Linked DNA regions of Homo sapiens: region 2 is linked to region 1. Evidence: read pairs that join two places in POLR2A ChIA-PET (ENCODE). Cell type or tissue: Panc1. All regions are shown on one strand. Each heading gives the region's core, and the rest is flanking DNA. Links, peaks and the distances in the headings are about the cores only. Region 1 overlaps C2orf69 (chromosome 2 open reading frame 69). Region 2 overlaps SPATS2L (spermatogenesis associated serine rich 2 like).

What was found. Peaks named below come from ENCODE experiments on the same cell type or tissue, not always from the same donor. Only the 100,000 strongest peaks of a DNase experiment are listed, where the experiment ranks them.
Region 2: POLR2A ChIA-PET joins it to region 1 with 5 read pairs; 1 of 35 experiments calls an interaction of 5 or more read pairs at or near these places.

Annotation. Positions count from the first base shown.
Region 1 is chr2:199,919,359-199,928,286 of GRCh38, reverse strand. It overlaps C2orf69 (chromosome 2 open reading frame 69), which reads right to left. Exons shown (of 2, transcript NM_153689.6): 2 at 14-3,225. The coding sequence ends at 2,401. Among named protein-coding and RNA genes, the nearest start is that of C2orf69, 13 kb to the right of the region's middle. RefSeq lists an enhancer at 5,982-6,483. In Panc1, for the core only: no CTCF peak of the experiment used is centred there; no DNase peak of the experiment used is centred there; H3K4me3 peaks cover 218 bases; H3K27ac peaks cover 1,546 bases.
Region 2 is chr2:200,352,392-200,361,319 of GRCh38, reverse strand. All of the region lies in intron 2 of SPATS2L (spermatogenesis associated serine rich 2 like), which reads right to left. Among named protein-coding and RNA genes, the nearest start is that of SPATS2L, 50 kb to the right of the region's middle. In Panc1, for the core only: no CTCF peak of the experiment used is centred there; no DNase peak of the experiment used is centred there; H3K27ac peaks cover 2,462 bases.

The sequences.
Region 1 (8,928 bases), core at 3,880-6,379:
CATCCAAACAAACTTCTGTGGATGATCAATTTTAATACAATTATACATTCATGCTGTGGTGGTAACAACTTTCACATTATTTGTAGGACTACTTTTCTCAACTCATGACAAAGGCACAATCCAAAAGTGTAAATTAACATTACAATAAGTTTTAAACAAATGTGGACAAAGGACCAATCTGAAGTATTAAACAGAAAACATCTGAATATGGATCAACTTGAATATATTTTCATTCCAGAAAATATTTTGTCTTTTCAACACTGTCTCATTTTGCTATGATGGCAGTTTTGTGTACCTGGTGACTTACTCTTAATACCCATTCAACATGTAACAATTATAATTAAGCATTCACATACTGGATAGACAACCTAGATTTTTAAATATGTCTGATTTTTTAAAATTATTTTTAAATGAATTATTCTGCTAAATGTCTTACTTTTCCATTTCAGTTAATCATGTGAAAATAAATGCTTTTTCTTCCCCTTATAGAATTCAGTAACTCAGCTATTTTCCTTTAGATACATGTGAATTTAGCCAAGGATTATTAAACAAATAGAAAAAAAGCCATCCAATCATAGTGCTTAAAGGCAATGTAATATGTAAAATGTTAAAATCAGGCTGATTTATTTCCTTGATGGGAATTTTTGGTCTCAAAAGAAACGAGGTATTTAAAGAAACTGAAGCAACATAATACTACTTTGTCTTTAAAAAAAAAAAAAAAGCCATTTAGAGATGCTGTTCTGCAGTTTATAAAATTAAGTGTTAAAACACCAAAAAGAAATGTTATTTTTAAACATTTGTTAAGAATCCTTTCTCATGAATCTCTGAATATTTGGAATGTATTTATGGAGTCATTAAAATATAATTCTGGGAAGAAACCAAGAAATTAACATTTTTATTCTATATGGCTTTATAAATCTAGGTCTTCTGGGTCATTAAGGTATTAAGCTTCAGTGTCTTTTTTTTTTTTTTTTTTTTAGTCCTAAAGCAGCATGTTACTTCCCTGCTATTTCATTACCTGCAAAAGCTAATTATTAATAAACAACAAACTGCTCACCTTTTATTGTAATCACCCAATTACAATGTCAATGTTGGTTGACATTTATTAGATCTGGATTTCTCAAAGTGTATTTATCTAGGTCAAGAAAAACGGGCAGAAGGAAACTTCACCCAAATTATGTAGCAGTGTTAAGCAAATTCAGTTTTTGAGCCAAAATTAAATCATTTGTGTCTTCAAACTTTCCCTTGTAACTTTTCTTATAGCAATGTAATTTTGCATTTTGGCCAAAGAGAGCTATTTTCTTTTGGCAGACAAAATCATGCTTCTGGAGAAACATTGACTTAGATCTATGGAATCTGTTTCCTTTTTAATAGAGCTCTAACAAATAGAGCATTATATATTTATTTTATCCAAGTTGATCCTTTCAAAAAGACTGATATAATGAAAAATTTGAAATTTGCTCTGTAGTACATTTTTATCCAATATACATAAATATGCTCAATTTAAAGCAATTTTCCAAAACAACTGGTTTTTGGACAAGATTCAAGAAACCCCAGAATGTCTTACCCAAAATAATGATAAACTGACAATTAAAAATTAAACAATAGTGCTTAAGTGTAATTTTGTTTTGTTTTGTTTTAGAGATGAAGTCCCACTATGTTGCCCAGGTTGGAGTGCAGTAGCTAGTCACAAACACAATTATGGTGAACCACACAGCCTGGGCTCAAGCAATCCTCCTGCCTTAGCCTCCTGAGTAGCTGGAACTAAAGGCACGTGCCACCACACCTGGCTATGTTTTTAAAAACCACCTTTACACTATTGTACACTTGTGGACATTTGGAAACAAATATATGTTGACTCTCATGAGAAAAGTACTTGGTGACACATGAAAGAATGAGTCAAGGAGTTTACAAAAACACAAAAGGCAGGGTGCAGTTATTCCAAAATGATAGAAAACAGCATCGTACCTTTGCTTTTGTTTGAAGAGAAATGAAAATATTTCCACTCAAAATAGCTAATTACTGTTAAAATGTCACCAAATTAGTTTAAAACATTACTCAGAAAATCAGTTATTTCCAACAGTAACAATTTTAGTTACCTTTTATAAGAACAATGTTGTAACTTTCATTTTAAGGGTCTTATATCTCCTCAGCATTATTACAAACCACCTTGTTAGATTTCAAATTAACTAATTCTAACTCAATCCAAATTAATAACTGCTCACATTCACAAGCAAAAAATACTATTGCACATTACACTCACATTTTAGGAATGTGTGCTTCCCCCCATACCCCAAAACTGACAATGCAGCTATGAATTACATCCCATTATCTGAATTTATAACACTCAAAAGTGCTTATGTTCTTCCACTGAACAAGTTCATTAATATACCTGTAATCTCAAAATACTTCATGAACCCTGAAGTGATTCTCTATGGAAGGAGCTTCCTTTGTAAAATGAATTTGGCTAGTCACCTGCATACCAAGATCCCCAAGTATCTGAACAAATTTCTTGTGCTCCTTTCCAATCCAAGATCTCATTGGATCACGTACTTGGTAAGGTGTTACATGAGTGTGAACGATAATTCCTGTTTGTGCAAATTCTTTCAAGACTTCTGGATAAGTAACCCAAGTATTGCTTCCTCCAGAATGACCACCATCCAGCCAATACATTGTTCTTATGCTTTTGATAAAAGCATCTATGTTCTTGTCTTTCTTGGCTTCTTTCAATTCAAAAAGCAACTGATTCAAAACAACACAACCTTTACTGAATCCAATCAAAGTAAAAGATGCGTCATTTAGTGATGGTGGATAAAAACTCATGGCAGACTCATCAGATTTTTCACAGGTCCTCACTTTTTCTCCCTGGCAACCATTCGTAGTATGAGAAGGACTGGATCTACAGTTAGATGCTATGGAGTCCTTATTCCAAACATTCAAACTTTTCTTTGATAAACTATTCTGACTTAAATTAAAAGCATTAACTAATAACATATAAAGGTGCTTAAAAGCTCCAAAGTCAGTATTGTGTTCTGGGGCACCAAACATGTTACTTTTCACAAAATTGTCATAGCAGCTGAATTTGTGCAAATGCATTCGGGAACATTTTATCACCCAAATATAACTATTGGGGAACCGGTGGGCTAAAATGGTAGCAACATTTTCTAGACTCCAGTTTTCCCATTGATAATTCTCAGGATGACGAGTCATAATTTCATGGTAATTCTGAAAGGTAAGAAAGATGAAATAAGTATTAAATACATATTTACATAAAATGATTTCCACAAAATAAGTTTCCATTTTTATTGTGGAGAAGGGATGTTACAATGACCTATGGTTAATGTACACTAGAAATGAAAACTATAAATTTGTCATTACTTTCTAGTAATAAGATTTTTGAACCAATTACTTCTTCAGTTTAAGCCTGAAATCTATCAAGAGACAAGGAAGTAAGTTATACCTACATGAAACAGTAAAAAGTTTTTAAAAATTTAATTTTGAAGGGTTATAGGTATGTTTAACAAATTTTATTTAGTATATACATATAATCAATTTTCCTAACACATCAACTGAAAATATAAATTTGGTTCACTAGATAGACTTTTTGACCAACACAGAATCTTAAAATATTTCCCTAAGTTGCCATTCTATACCCCTCCCTCTTTGGATTTCTCTAGCAACCTGAACACTATGTTCAATTTCAGATTTAGTATTATACACAAGGCTGCAATAAACATTATAGAAAACTCTTTGTACACATCTGTGATTATATCCTTAAATTCCTAGATATGGAAAAACTGGGTCAAAGAATATTTGTAATTTAAGTCTGGATTTCTACTCTTGCCTATTCATATCCTTTGCCCCTCATTCCCCATTTTCTGTGTGAGACAGGATCTCTGTCATCCAGGCTGGAGTGCAGTGGCATGATTATGGCTCACTGCAGCCTTGACCTATCAGGCTCAAGCAATCCTCCCTCCTCAGCCTCCGGAGTAGCTGGGACCACAGGTGCATATCATCACTTGTGGCTAACGTTTTTATTCTTTGTAGAGAGAAGGTCTCACTTTGTTGCACAGGCTGGTCTCAAACTCCTGGGCTAAACCATCCTCCTACCTCATTCTTCCAAAGTATTGGTATTATAGGCATGAGTCACCATACCCAGCCTCCTTTGCCCTTTTGTATTTACACCTTATTTATAAGCATTCTATATATACTAACCACAACTTTTTGTTTAGGTCCTAGGATGTGCATATAAATTGTCTTCCTTTTAATTTTACTCATACTGACTTTTTTTTAAAAGGGAGGTGATTCATTCAAATTTATTCATTTGTTCTATAAAATTTACTGGATACCTACCAGTTGGGCAGGGAGCAAAACAGACTAAACCCTTGTTCACATGGAGCTCACATTCTACTGCAGAGATACACAATAAACAACTCCACAAATAAATAGAGCAGCACTGTCCAACAGAAATAAAACATGAGCCACATTTAAAATTTTCAAGTGCCAGATTTTAAAAAGTAAAAAGTTAACAGGTGAAACTAATTTTAATCATTTCTTTTTTGAGCTAAATATATCCAAAATATCACAATCTCAACATGTAACCAATATTAAAAATTACTGGAGGATTCTTAACATTCTTTTTTCCTTCCTAAGTCTTTGAAATCCAGTGTGTATTTCGTACTTATAGTACATCTCAATTTGGATGCTAAATTTTCATCAGAAATACTTGATCTGAATTTGAATCTCATAAAATTTACAGCTGAAAAAGTAAACTCACATACCCAACTTGTTCCAAATATACTTAAAAGTTTTCCATTAACTGAACTGGGTATCCGTTATTTAATATACATTTAAATTAACCGAAATTAAATACAGTTACAAATATAGTTCCTCTATTAAATTTAGTTCCTCAAGTAGACTAACAACATTTTAAGTAGGCAATAGCCACAAGTGATTAGTGGCTACGATACTGGACAGTTCAAAACATATTAGACTTATAGCTTGGAAACATTTCAAAAAATATATATATTAGATGTTGGTAAGTACAACGGAACATAATAAAGCAGGAGAAAAGGAATACAAGGTGGAAAATTATTACTTAACACAGAATGGTCAGGAAAGGCTTCTCCAATAAAGTGATAGTTTGAAAGGACCTGAAGGAACTCAGAGAGTGAACCACGTGGGTATTTCAGGCAGAAGGAACTGTAACTGCAAAACGCCCTGAGGTGGGAGCTTGCCGGACATAACCCAGACACAGCAATGAGGTCAGTGTGGCTCCAGAGGAGTCAACAGTAGCAAATGTGATCACAAAGGGGGGCAGAGAGATGGTTTGGGGAAAAGGAGAGGTGCTGATCAGGCTTTTTAAGACACCACAAAGACTTCGGCTTTTGCTCTGAAAGGATCTGGAGCCAAGGGCTGATATATGCTTTGAAAATATTACTCTGGCTCCTAATAATGAAGGGGCAATAGCTGATGCAAGGAGACCGTTAAAAGGCTACTGAAATATAATCCTGATAAGAGAAGGTGGGTTGAATCAGAGTAGAAGTGGTCAAGTCCTGAATTTATTTTGGAGTTAGAGTCAACAGGATTTGCAAATGGATTGGATATAGAAGGTGAGAGAAAAATAAGATAAATGGTGTGAGTTTTCCTTATTTCTAATGGTGATATACAGTATCTATCAGTTTTAAATACACCTTCCTTTTGACTTAGTAATTCTTCGAGAAATTTATCTCATTGATATACTTACATATATGCATAAATAAATATGTATAAGGATATTTATTTCTGCTTCAAAAGAATGAGGCAGCTCTATGAGTACTCCTATGGGTTGTAAAATAAGGACTAAAAAATCCAGTACACTATGCAACCATTTGTATTTTTAAAAAAAGCCTGAGGCTGGGGGCGGCGGTTCACGCCTATAATCTCAGCACTTTGGGCGGCAGAGGCAGGCAAACCGCTTGAGTTTGAGACCAGCGTGAGCAACATGTGAAATCCTGTCTCTACAAAAAACAACAACAACAAAAATTGGCAGGGTGTGGTGGTGTGCCCCTGTAGTCCCAGCTACTCGGGAGGCTGAAGTGGGAAGATGGCTTGAGCCCAGGAGGTGGAGGTTGCTGTGAGCTGAGATTTTGCCACTGCACTGCAGCCTTGACAATAGAGTTAGACCTTGCCTCAAAAAAAAGAGAAAAAGAATAAGGAAAAAAACACATAAGTATAGAATGTCTCTGGAAGCATATATATATATATATATATATAAAAATAACAGTGGCAGCCTTGGGGAAGGGAAATGGGCAACTGGAGGGAATGGGGTGAAAGAATTACTTTTCAATGTAAAACCGTAAATAATCTGAACTTTTAGCAACATGCACATTTTCTCTATTTAAAAATAAAAACTAGTAAATACTACAAAAATTCTATATACAAAGGTACAGGTAAGATAGAAAAATCATCCATATAACCAATTAAAAATAATCATTAAAATTCTGATGTCTAGCAGTCGTTTTCTCTAGCATACACATATACAAGTATGTATACAAGGAAGCATTCTTCTCCCCCAACAAGCAATAAGCTTATACATAGTTTTCACTTAAAAATATATTATAGGCATGGTTCCATATCAATACAGATTTGCATCATAATTGTTAGACATCTAAGGTTAATACCAATTTACACTTTCACTGGAAACATAAAAGAGTGCTTATTTTCCCACATCTTTACCCATTCTTAATGCTGACGGCTATTAGCATCAATTTTTTAAAATCCTCGCTACTATGATAAAATGATATCTTACTTTTGATTTAATTTGCATGTTTTGATTCCCAATCAGGTTAAACATTGTTAACTGGCAGTTTTCATTTTTCTTTTGTTAATTTTCTGTTCATGTCCTGTGATAATTTTCCCACTATGATGTTCAATTCCTTCCTAAGTTACATTTCACTAATATTAGTAGTTTGCCATATATGTTAAAAATACTAATTCCCAGGCCGGGCACAGTAGCTCACGTCTGTAATCCCAGCACTTTGGGAGGCCGAGCCAGGCGGATCACGAGGTCAGGAGATGGGAGACCATCCTGGCCAACATGGTGAAACCCCGTCTCTACTAAAAATACAAAAATTAGCCAGGCATGGTGGCGCGTGCCTGTAGTCACAGCTACTCAGGAGGCTGAGGCAGAAGAATCGCTTGAACCCAGGAGGTGGAGGTTGCAGTGAGCCAAGACCGCGCCACTGCACTCCATCCTGGGTAACAGAGCAAGACTCCACCTCAAAAAAAAAAAAAAAAAAAAAAACTAATTCCTAGAAGGCCAACAAGTGACTTTTTTTTTTTTTTTTTTTTTGAGAGTCTCAGGCTCTGTCCCCCAGGCTGGAGTGCAGTGGCAAGATCTCGGCTCACTGCAACCTCTGCCTCCCGGGTTCATGCCATTCTCCTGCCTCAGCCTCCCGAGTAGCTGGGACTACAGGCGCGCGCCACCATGCCCGGCTAATTTTTTGTATTTTTAGTAGAGATGGGGTTTCACCATGTTAGCCAGGATGGTCTCCATCTCCTGACCTCGTGATCCACCCGCTTCGGTCTCCCAAAGTGCTGGGATTACAGGCATGAGCCACCGCGCCTGGCCCATCATTTGACTTTTTATGGATTCTGCTATTGCTTTCTGCACAATTATTTTATAATTAATGATATATCCAATTATCATGAAATCATAGGCACTTACATCTCGAAGGGCTCATCTAAATCCTTTTTATAGTTAAGGAACCTGAGGTCCTGGAAACTACAGTTATTTATATATTTATTTAGTTAATGAGCCAAAATGAACCTAGATTTTATGACTCTCAGTTTAGTCCTACCACATAGAAGGTGCTCTAAATCTAGAAACATGATATTTTCCTTGATTAGCCCCAGGTTCCACGATTAGAGGAAGGAGAATGCTTATTCTAAGGAACTGTATGCAGTAAAATGTAAAGATGGAATCATTACTGTGTGTCAAAGCCCAGATCTGGGAACAATGGAAACACACTTTCATATTCTAAAAAGAGGCACCAGACACCCCTCTAGGAGTTACTAAGAGGTAGCCCAAACTGGTTCTGCAACTGAGGCTGTTACCCACGGCCAATCTACAGAAAAGGTTAAAGACTAAGGAAAGAGAGAGATTTCTTTCAAGAGAGTTTTCATCCTAGTTGGGAATGCAATGCACTACTATCCCCATAAGAGGTAAGGGGTGAAAGGCCATGCTTCTCATCCCCAGTGAGGCAGGCCACAAGAGAATCTCTTGAGAGTTTAAAGAATGCCTACTACTCCAGTTAGATGCTTGCTGACCTGCAAAAACTCAGAGACCCACTCCAAACTGCTATTGAAGTAACGAACAATGGATTTTTAGGAAATCTTGACATGTGTCTCTAAGAGTTGGTAGACAAATGATAGATTCAAACTAAGTGTTCTGCCCTTAGAGCAGAGTGAACTTCTGCTACGGTTTGAATGTGTCCGCCAAAGTTCATGTTTTGTAAACTTAATCCCTAAAGCAACTATGATTAGAGGTGGGATCTTTAAGAGGTGATTAGGTCACAAGGGCTCTGCCCTCATGAATGGATTAATGGTTCTTGATAAAAGGATGAATTTGGCCTCTCCTTCCCCTCCTCCACTCCCTAGTGCTCTCTTGCCCTTCTGCCTTCCACCATGAGATGACAGGGCAAGAAGGCCCTCACCAGATGTAGGCCCCTCCTAACCTCCAGAATCATGAGCTAAATAAATTTCTGTTTATTATAAACATAAAGTGCACATCTGAAGTAAGCAGGCTAGAATGACCAGAACAGGGTCCAGCCTAAGAGAGCTGCCTGATAAAGCACAGGAAGCTCCAAGGTACATGACCAGGAGACACCACTTAGGGCATGATCGTCTATAGATCCTAACCTTTAGGAAAGCAAAACTTTTAAAGAG
Region 2 (8,928 bases), core at 3,098-5,597, 430 kb before region 1:
CAGTCAATTTCCCTTCTTTCTCCTTTTTCTTCTCTCTCTTTCTCTCATGACATTAAGTTGGTTTGTGCTTACATGAGAAGCAATAAACTTTGTTTCTCTTTGCTTTATTTCTCATGACCACATGCTTTCACCTATGTCCATTCTATAATGTGCCACAGATTGCAAAATTTAATGGTAGGAACAGTGTGTATGTGTATGTAGGTGTGTGTATCTGTGTAGGGATGTGTGTGTGTGGGGGGGTGGGGTGGGGAATAGTGGGGTGGAGCTAGAAAGGGAGTTTCACAATGGATCCAGAAGCAATTCACAGACACACATACACAGTCACACACACACACACACACACACACACACAGCCCTGTTCTGCTCTGTTCTGTTCTATCCTACCATTGGGAAACCAGATGATGAACTCTGGTGGGGGCGGGGGGTCGTACAATGGCATCAAGCCTCAGGCCTCAGTACAGATCCATCTTCAAGCACACAATTCTACTCATCCCCTCAATGGGTCATGTGCCATGCTAGTCTTTTTGGTAAAAAAAGAAAGAGTGCTCCTTTTCAGGTAGATACATTTGAAACAACACAAGAGCTTATTACGAGGTGATGAAAGCCAAAATAACAGTAGCTTATTTATTTAGAGGAAATCCCATATTGTGAGGACACTGCTGACCACCTGCCACCTGCTTCCCCTCCCCCAAGGAGGAGCGGCTTATCTCCTAGGTTCATTTGAAAGAATAAACAGGGTAACCCCCCTTCCTCTCCCCACTCCGATAGGATCCTTCTGCCTGCCGGCAAAGAGGGTAACTTTCCACCTGCTCTTGGCCATGCAATAAGCTTTGGGTGCAGGCCCTGCCCCTGGTTGGGGAGGACAGAGGTAGAGAAGGGGATGTAATGTCCCACTCTGCCTGTAACTGGGTCTCCTTACTGCAGGGGCGAAGTATTGGCAAACCATGCTGGCCCTGATCTAAAGACACATTTTCCAGTGAGCTTTTATCAGAAAGAAAGCTGACATTTTACTCTCCTCTTGCCTGACTGCCCTCTCTCTCAACATTACCTGGCACACTGTAGGAAACTAGTAAACAATTTTTGAAGAAGAGAATAAATGGACTTGGGTGGACCAGTTAGCTGACCTTCTAAAACCCCAGTGAAATTGTTCTGAACTTGAGGCTCTATGTATTTTTTATCACTCACCCCATAGTTGTAGTGCTTGCACATGGACCATATATGTTATTTATTTATAAAGGTTAAACATGTGCTTCTGTATTAATATATCACATACTTTATAGAAATATTCTAAAATAGAAATTTGAAAAGATATGGAAAAAGATGTTAATATAAGCTCCAATATATTCTTACACCCCCAAAGGATTATTTTGAGCACTCCACTTTGGAGCCCACTGGTCTAGAATTTCAGTACTGTAGAAGTTCAGAAGAGAAGGACTTAGAAGTCTGGAGTAGTCCAGACAGACTCAGCTGGACTGGAAGGGCCCTGGTTCACAGCCGTGCACTCCTTGCCACATGCTGTAAGATGACTTTCCATTTGCAGAAGATGCTCAGTGTATATGTGTTGAAATGAACTGGAAGGAGGTGAGGACTGAGCTAACAGTTGCTGAATGGCCAGGATTTACAGAGCTAGAAGGAAAATGGGAGGTGCATGCCAAATAAGACTTCTCTGGGAATACTTTATTCCAAGAACAGGCTTATCACACAAATGGGATAGAAGTTGGCTTTCATCACACTGACTTGAGCGCCAATATATTGCAGAGTAACAGGAAATAATGTTAGTCATTGGAAGACAGAGAAGAGTCAAAGTGGCAGGTTACCTTGAACAATGAAATAAAGGTAGAGAAATCTGGATTTGATTTGCTGTAGAATGAAATATGGAACCATTCAACATTTTAAAGATACAAACATCATCATGATATCTATGTTTTGTGAAGATTATTCTGAGGTTAGGGTGCAAGCTGGATGGAAAAAAAACTGGATTTGGTTAGAGCAGCTCAGAAGAGTCTGTAGTGAGACTATCAGAGTTTGATTAGAGTGATAAAGGTGGTAATAATGAAGAAAGTATGAAACTGAACATCAATTAGAAAGAATATGATCAAGCCTCAGTAAAATATGGAGGAAGAAAGAGAAGAAACCAAATACTCCTAGAAATGATTCCACCATTTAAAAACTAAACAACCCTAATTGATTTCTTGAAGTTTTTTATCCTGATTTGCTAGAGTAAGTAACAACAGTGTGAGTTGATATTTCCTTACTCCTATTTAAAAGCTTGGGGCTCAGCCTCTAACCTCAAAGAAAATTTGTGTGTGTGTGTATTTTTTTTTTTAAGAGTCAGGGTCTCACTCTGTCATGTTGTCCAGGCTGGAGTGCAGTGGTATAATCATGGCTCACTGCAACTTTGAACTCCTGGGCTCAAGGGATCCTCCCCTTCAGCCTCTCGAGTAGCTAGGACCACAGGTGTGCACTGCCACGCCTGGCTAATTTTAAATTTTGTTTTTAGATAGAGATGGGATCTCACTATGTTGCCTGGTCTCAAACTCCTGGCCTCAAGTGATCCTCCTGCCTTGACCTCCCAAAGTGCTGGGATTACAGGTATGGCCCACTGCATCCAGCTAAAAAACTCTTAAACATGGAAGATGGACCAAATTTTCAAGAGCCCAAGATATTACTACATTTGCTTGAAGATGCAATTTAGAAATGGCACTCTGCCTTAAAAAAAAAAAAGGAAATATCACCTTTGTGTGTATGTAGTGAATAACTCCTGATTTTCTGCATGTGAGTGAGCAGAGCAATCTGGTCAACCACAAGATGAAGACCAATATTAAATTCACGTACCTTTGCAGCCAGGTTTTTCCTGTATGTGAACTCCACTGTATTTCTAGCCATAGAATTTAGCTCTAAGATAATTTAGCCAAATGAATACTAAAAGACATGGAATAGCGGTGTAGGTCATGAAAATGCTGGAAGAAAAAGAAGTCCAAGCATTTTCATCAACTAGTGCTAATTCTGTGAACAGGTTATATGATGTGCCTGCATTTGTACAGTTCATCTTTTGAAACCTGTGTGCTAGATCCCTCAATGGCTTATTCTGAAAATGGTCTCCTAAGATGGTAAGAAATGACCAAAAATTACATAAAGCTCACTTTCCAAATAGAGTTATGCAGAAAATAATCTGCCATCTGGCTTTCTGGCTAACTTCACTTCTTTCCTTTTAGGCAGATATTATTTTATCCAGACCACACAGTTTGTTCGTCTAGTTGGTTCACGAAAATTTCAGAACATGACTCTGTAACAGGAATGTTTGGCAAGTGACAGAACAGTAGCTGCTTAACATCAGGCCAGTTTCCTTGTCTCAGTGGTTAAGCAAGTCTCTCCCAGGCTATGTGTGCTTGGGTGCCTTCAGTTATAAATTCAAACTGATGATTTGATGACATCTTTGATATCTCTCAAAGATCACGTCTCCAATGCACTTTGAGACATGTATTGCTCGCGTACATATACTGATGCTCAAAAATTAACTACGAAGACTTTAAAACCCAGTGCTACTTCATGAGAAACATTATGATAGTCTACTTGAATGCAGATTGATCTAAACCAAGTCAATGTACTTGTCATTTCATGTGAAATGGGAGTAAAGTTTCCCTATTCTTGTTACATAAAAAACAACCTGTGCTTTAAAATTTAGCCAAGTTGTGCTGGAGTATGGAAAAAGTAATTTGGTCTGGGTTGGCTTTTCAAAACCATAATCTAAGAAAAGAGGCATCTGATTTTTAAAAAATCAGATAAGTTGTATAGTTACTTTTCCCCCTCTCTACATTTTTCAAAAGGCAGAAATCAATGGTCTTTGTAACCACCTACCTGTCTCCAAAGAAAGTGACAGGCTGAGCTGAAAGTTAGAGCCTCCAAACTTCTGCCAATGTAAGGGAGGAAGGCTTTTAATGACACTATGGGCTTGGCATTATTTCTCAGTGGCCTCACTTAGCCAGCAATGCTAAGGGCTCCAGCAGAGCCTAAAGCATAATTCTACAGACACTGACAATGAAAGGACTTTCAGGAATGTAGTAACCGATCCTACAGAAGCAGTTTAGAAGGGAAAACACATGTCCAAAAAAATCTGGCCCCAAACAGAGGTGGAATGAACAGAATTCAACATCTGTGAAGAATGTTGGATGATGACATTATAGTTCTCAAGAAAATATTCAGTAACAACTTCACACAATTTTAATAAACACAGTTTATCTAGATCCTTGAAAGTAACAATTCCATTGCTATGGTTTGAATGTATCCCTTAAAGTTCATGTGTTGGAAACTTAATCCCCAATGCAGCAGTGCTGGGGGGAGTGATTAGGTCATGATGGCTCTGCCCTCATAAATGATTAATGTCCTTATTGCAGGAGTGGGTTAGTTATCTGGAGAGTGGCTTTGTTGTAAAAGCAAGGTGAGCCCCCTCTTGCTCTCTTGCCAGCCATGAGATGAAGGCAGCACAAAGGCCCTCCCTTCACCAGACACCAATGCCATACTTCCTAGCCTCCAGAACCATGAGCCAAATAAACTTCTGTTCACAAACTACACAATCTAGAGTATTCTGTTATACAAAATAGGCTGACATCCATGATCCCTAAAGCGTTATTAGTCATTTACCAAGCCATCCTCAGATTTTTATTTCCTATTGAATCTAGTTGATAAGTTATATTGCTCATTTGCATAATTCCATTTCCTCCACTATGTCTTTGATCCAGAGCATGACATCATGTAGTCAGAGAATGGAAAATGTTTCTATATTTTGGGAGAAAAAAAAGCAATGTTTGTGATAACCCATTTTTTTCCCTCCTTCTAAGCTAAACACTTATAATTCTTAACACATGTTTTTTTCTTGGAACCATTTTTTTACTTCTGGCTTTATGTAAAATGTGAGAATTTTCTGTCTCAGAAAATGGCACTAGTTCATCTCTTATGATGTCCCCATTGTATGTTCATTGCCAGTGAGACAAATCTGTTTAGTGCCATCATTATTATTACTATAAACAGACCTGTATAATGTGCTTTTATGCATGTTTATCATTTTCAGTTTCAGAACTGTGTTATTTAGGCCTTGATCAGAAAGGTTTTCATATGAATAATGAGCCTGACTTTCTGGTCTGAAATTCCAATACACTTTATAGATAGATACACATAATACCCATTTACCGTGGACTGACTTGTAATTCAAATAAGAAATTCAAAACCACAGGTGTAAATGTACTATTAGTGTTGGGCTTTGACTTGTAAACAGGAATATAATTCATGAATTCCGTTAATTATTTAGTCAACCATTACATAGATATTTCTCAGTCAAGTTGTAAAATCTTAACATTCAGGTTTTAAGTGTGTTTTACAGGTACACACGATAATCTTAATCTCTAAAGACTTGGAAATAAGGAAACAACCTTCTTTATTTCCTTATGAAATAAGACTCAGTCATCTAATTTTCACCTTCCAGGTGTAAGGATCTTATAAAATAGCATAATACTGAAGTCAGAGACAGTCTGAAATTGTCTGAATTATATTCTGTCTTCTAATTACCTGCAAATGTGTTTGCTTCACTGTTTAAAAAGACATAGATGTATGTGTCTGCATAAACATATTTGTATACACAGTGGAATACGGAATGGAAGGAGAACTCAATTCAGAACTTCTAGTCCTGCTTTCCGCAACTCAAATGTATCAAGTTCTCTGACTCCCAGTCTCACCATCTGTAAAGCAGCTGTGAAGAACAATCGTGTGTGGAAACCTTTTGTAAAGAGTGAAACAGAAATCACTAAATGCATATGAGATTTGTGTGTTTGTGTGTGTGGTTGCTATAGCTTGACCCAATTCACAGCAACATGACAATGAATGGGGCTTGTCCTCCTTATCTGTCTCACAGACATCCAGATTTTTAAAAAGGATACTTGTAAATCCAAATGAATCAAAGTAAATGAAGGTAGAAAGAATCACACCACATTAGAGAAAATACTGAGGAGCCCACCAGGTCCAGCCCAGAGGCTATGTCTGGGGTGAGACCCCCTAACTGTGTCTTTTGCACAGCTTCTCCTTCCATTCCAGAAACCACGATTTTTCCAGAAGGGCCAAGTTTTTCCACAGGCGGTCTCCACAGCAGTGCCACAGTGGCTCTGGCATTGAGGGGGACAGACAGCAGGCGGGTGAAGGGCAAAGAGGGGAAACAAAAGAGATGTCTGAAAAGGGAGAGATAGAGGAAGGGCGGCCTTTTATGTCTACGGGAAACCTGTTTGTCAAGTTCTTGTAAGTCAGGGATTGTACGTATATCCAACCATACTTTACTACAATTAAAAAAAAAAGTCATTCACGGTTGACATTTCCTAAATGTCATGTATAGCTACGAAACACAACCCTGGCAAGATGTCAAAGGTACTGCCTTTGTTGTTAAAATCTGGTTTGTTCAGGCACAGCAAATAACTAACAAACTCATGGCCATTTTCTCTTAAATCGAAAAATATTTTCTGATGTATCCCAAAAAGCGCTTTTAAAATACATCTACAGACAGTTAAAAGCTATTTGTATTTTCTACAAACTATCCCTCCAAATGGGAAGAAAGGAGAGGAATAAGAATCCTTGGCAACAGCTAGCCTCTCGCAATGGTGAGGGCTTGAAAGGCACGAGAATGAAGTGGGTAAGTGGGAAGAAAAGGCTGAACTCCATTCTCTTTTTTTTTGAGACGGAGTCTTGCTCTGTCGCCCAGGCTGAAGTGCAATGGCACAATCTCAGCTCACTGCAACCTCCACCTCCTGGGTTCAAGCGATTCTCCTGCCTCAGCCTCCTGAGTAGCTGGGATTACAGGTGCCAGCCAGCATGCTCAGCTAATTTTTGTATTTTTAGTAGAGACGGGATTTCACCATGTTACCAGATTGGTCTCAAACTCTCGGCCTCAAGCAGTCCTCCCACCTCGGTCTTCCAAAGTGCTGGGATTACAGGTGTGAGCCATCGCGCCCGACCTGAACTTGATTCTTTACTAGGGCTGGCTACACTGTCCAAGACCTATGGCTCCACTTCTAGGATCACAGGGTAAAGTTAAAGTCATCTCATTGTATGAGAGCGAGGAACATCAACACCCCTTTCTATTCAGAGCAGAGAGCCTTCACTAAATTCCATGGTCTTGGCTATGCATCTTTCCCTCTTTGGGATAAATGACAGGGTCTGAGCTAATGATTCACATTGTTAAAATTACAGACCGAGGCAAATAATTATTCATGGTTAGTTAAGCTTAAGTTTGCTCCAACATGCCTTCCTGAAGTGATTCCTCTCAAAAACAAACTTACTTGGGAAATGTTTAACTTCATTAAGCCCTCACTGACATCAAGAAGGTATATTTCCAATGGACACCACCATGCAAAATATGGATTGGACAACTTAACTGAAGGCCCACTTTGCTATTTATGGAATGTTCTCTTCTCACTATAAAGAGAGGACCAGAGTTCTGCCAAGAAAATGTAAAAGCTGTAGTTTCCTACAATAGTGGTGCATATTTCTGTTTTAGACCACGGCACAGTACTTGTAGAAGTCATTGCTTCAGTAAGAGTTGATTATGTGTTCATTTCTCAAGGACAATGGGTCTGAGTGGCAAATACCTTCAGAATTTTTTTTTTTTAGGGATAAGCTAAACTAAGTCAGATTTCTTTGTGAAATAGGGGATGTGGCAAAACAAAGGGTGGTTAGATTCAAAGTTTGAAAATTTTGGGTATCATAGCTATTGGAGGTAGGGAATGGTAAAGGGTTGGAAGAGGGTGGAAATATCCAGGGACCACATCCATTTGCTCTTCTTGTTTTCTGCTTCAGGGGTAGTGACTTCTTTTGAAAAATGAGAGGTTTATTTTCATAACAGGCAGTGAGGAATAGTTAGGCAGATGTGTGTGGGTTGGTTCTGGCCCTTGATTAGCAGACAGGAATGATACTGCCTTTAAGTTTCACCAAATATATCCGTCAAAACACATACAAGGGACCTCCACTTGGATTGCACAATCAAGATCCCAAATTTCAACGCAGCGATCAAGCTGTTTTAGGAAAGTTTAAATGGAGCCAAATTTCCATTTCCAGAACTGTTCTCAGATGTGGTTAACAGATTACATGGACTTTTTCATCTCCTCTTCTTTGCTCCTCTAGGTTGAAAAGTCTAAAATCAAGGTATTTTTGAAAATTTTTCTGTGTTTTGATCAAGGAAGTCCTTGATAGAGGCCAGATGTCATTCTGCTACCAGAGTATCCTTTCTCAGAACCACAGCAAGAATGTTCCCAAACCTTTTAAAGAAAGTACATGCCATGTACAACATGTAGATGCTGTTGTCAGAGTAGTTCAGACTTTGGGCAGCTAAAATTGGAATGTGGCTTTGAGAACACTAGAAAGTTCACTGTGTGGCTGTGCATGTGTGTCAATGTGGGTGTTCCCCTCCCCTGCTTTCTCATTTTTTTCCCTCATACATGCAGGTTTTTGTGCTGTTAATCCTCTTGGAATGTAGCTCTTATCAGCACCTAGAGGAATTCATTACCCCTTCACCTTCGCTGTTCACCAGCCCATGAGGCTAAGGAACAAGAAAGCAATTGTCTGCAGAGCTGAACCCTGAATTCAGGTGTGCTGGCACTGAGTTACTGTCTACCTGATTTTTCCTATAATCAAAAGGGAAGGGGAAAAATTAATAATGCTTCCCTCTCCAAGGGAGCAGGAGGAAAAGAGCCTTCAGGAACAGAGGCTAAGGCCCCCTGCCATTAAATCCAGCTATTCTAGAGCTAAGGGTTAAAAAAGGAAAAAAAAAGCAGCAGGTTAGCAGATTCACAAGAGATCCTAAGCTGTGTCTGCGTAACAGAGCAAATGATCAATACAGTGGAGGTGAAAACTAGTTAAGCCTGTTATTTGGGATAATGTTTAAAAGAGAGAGAG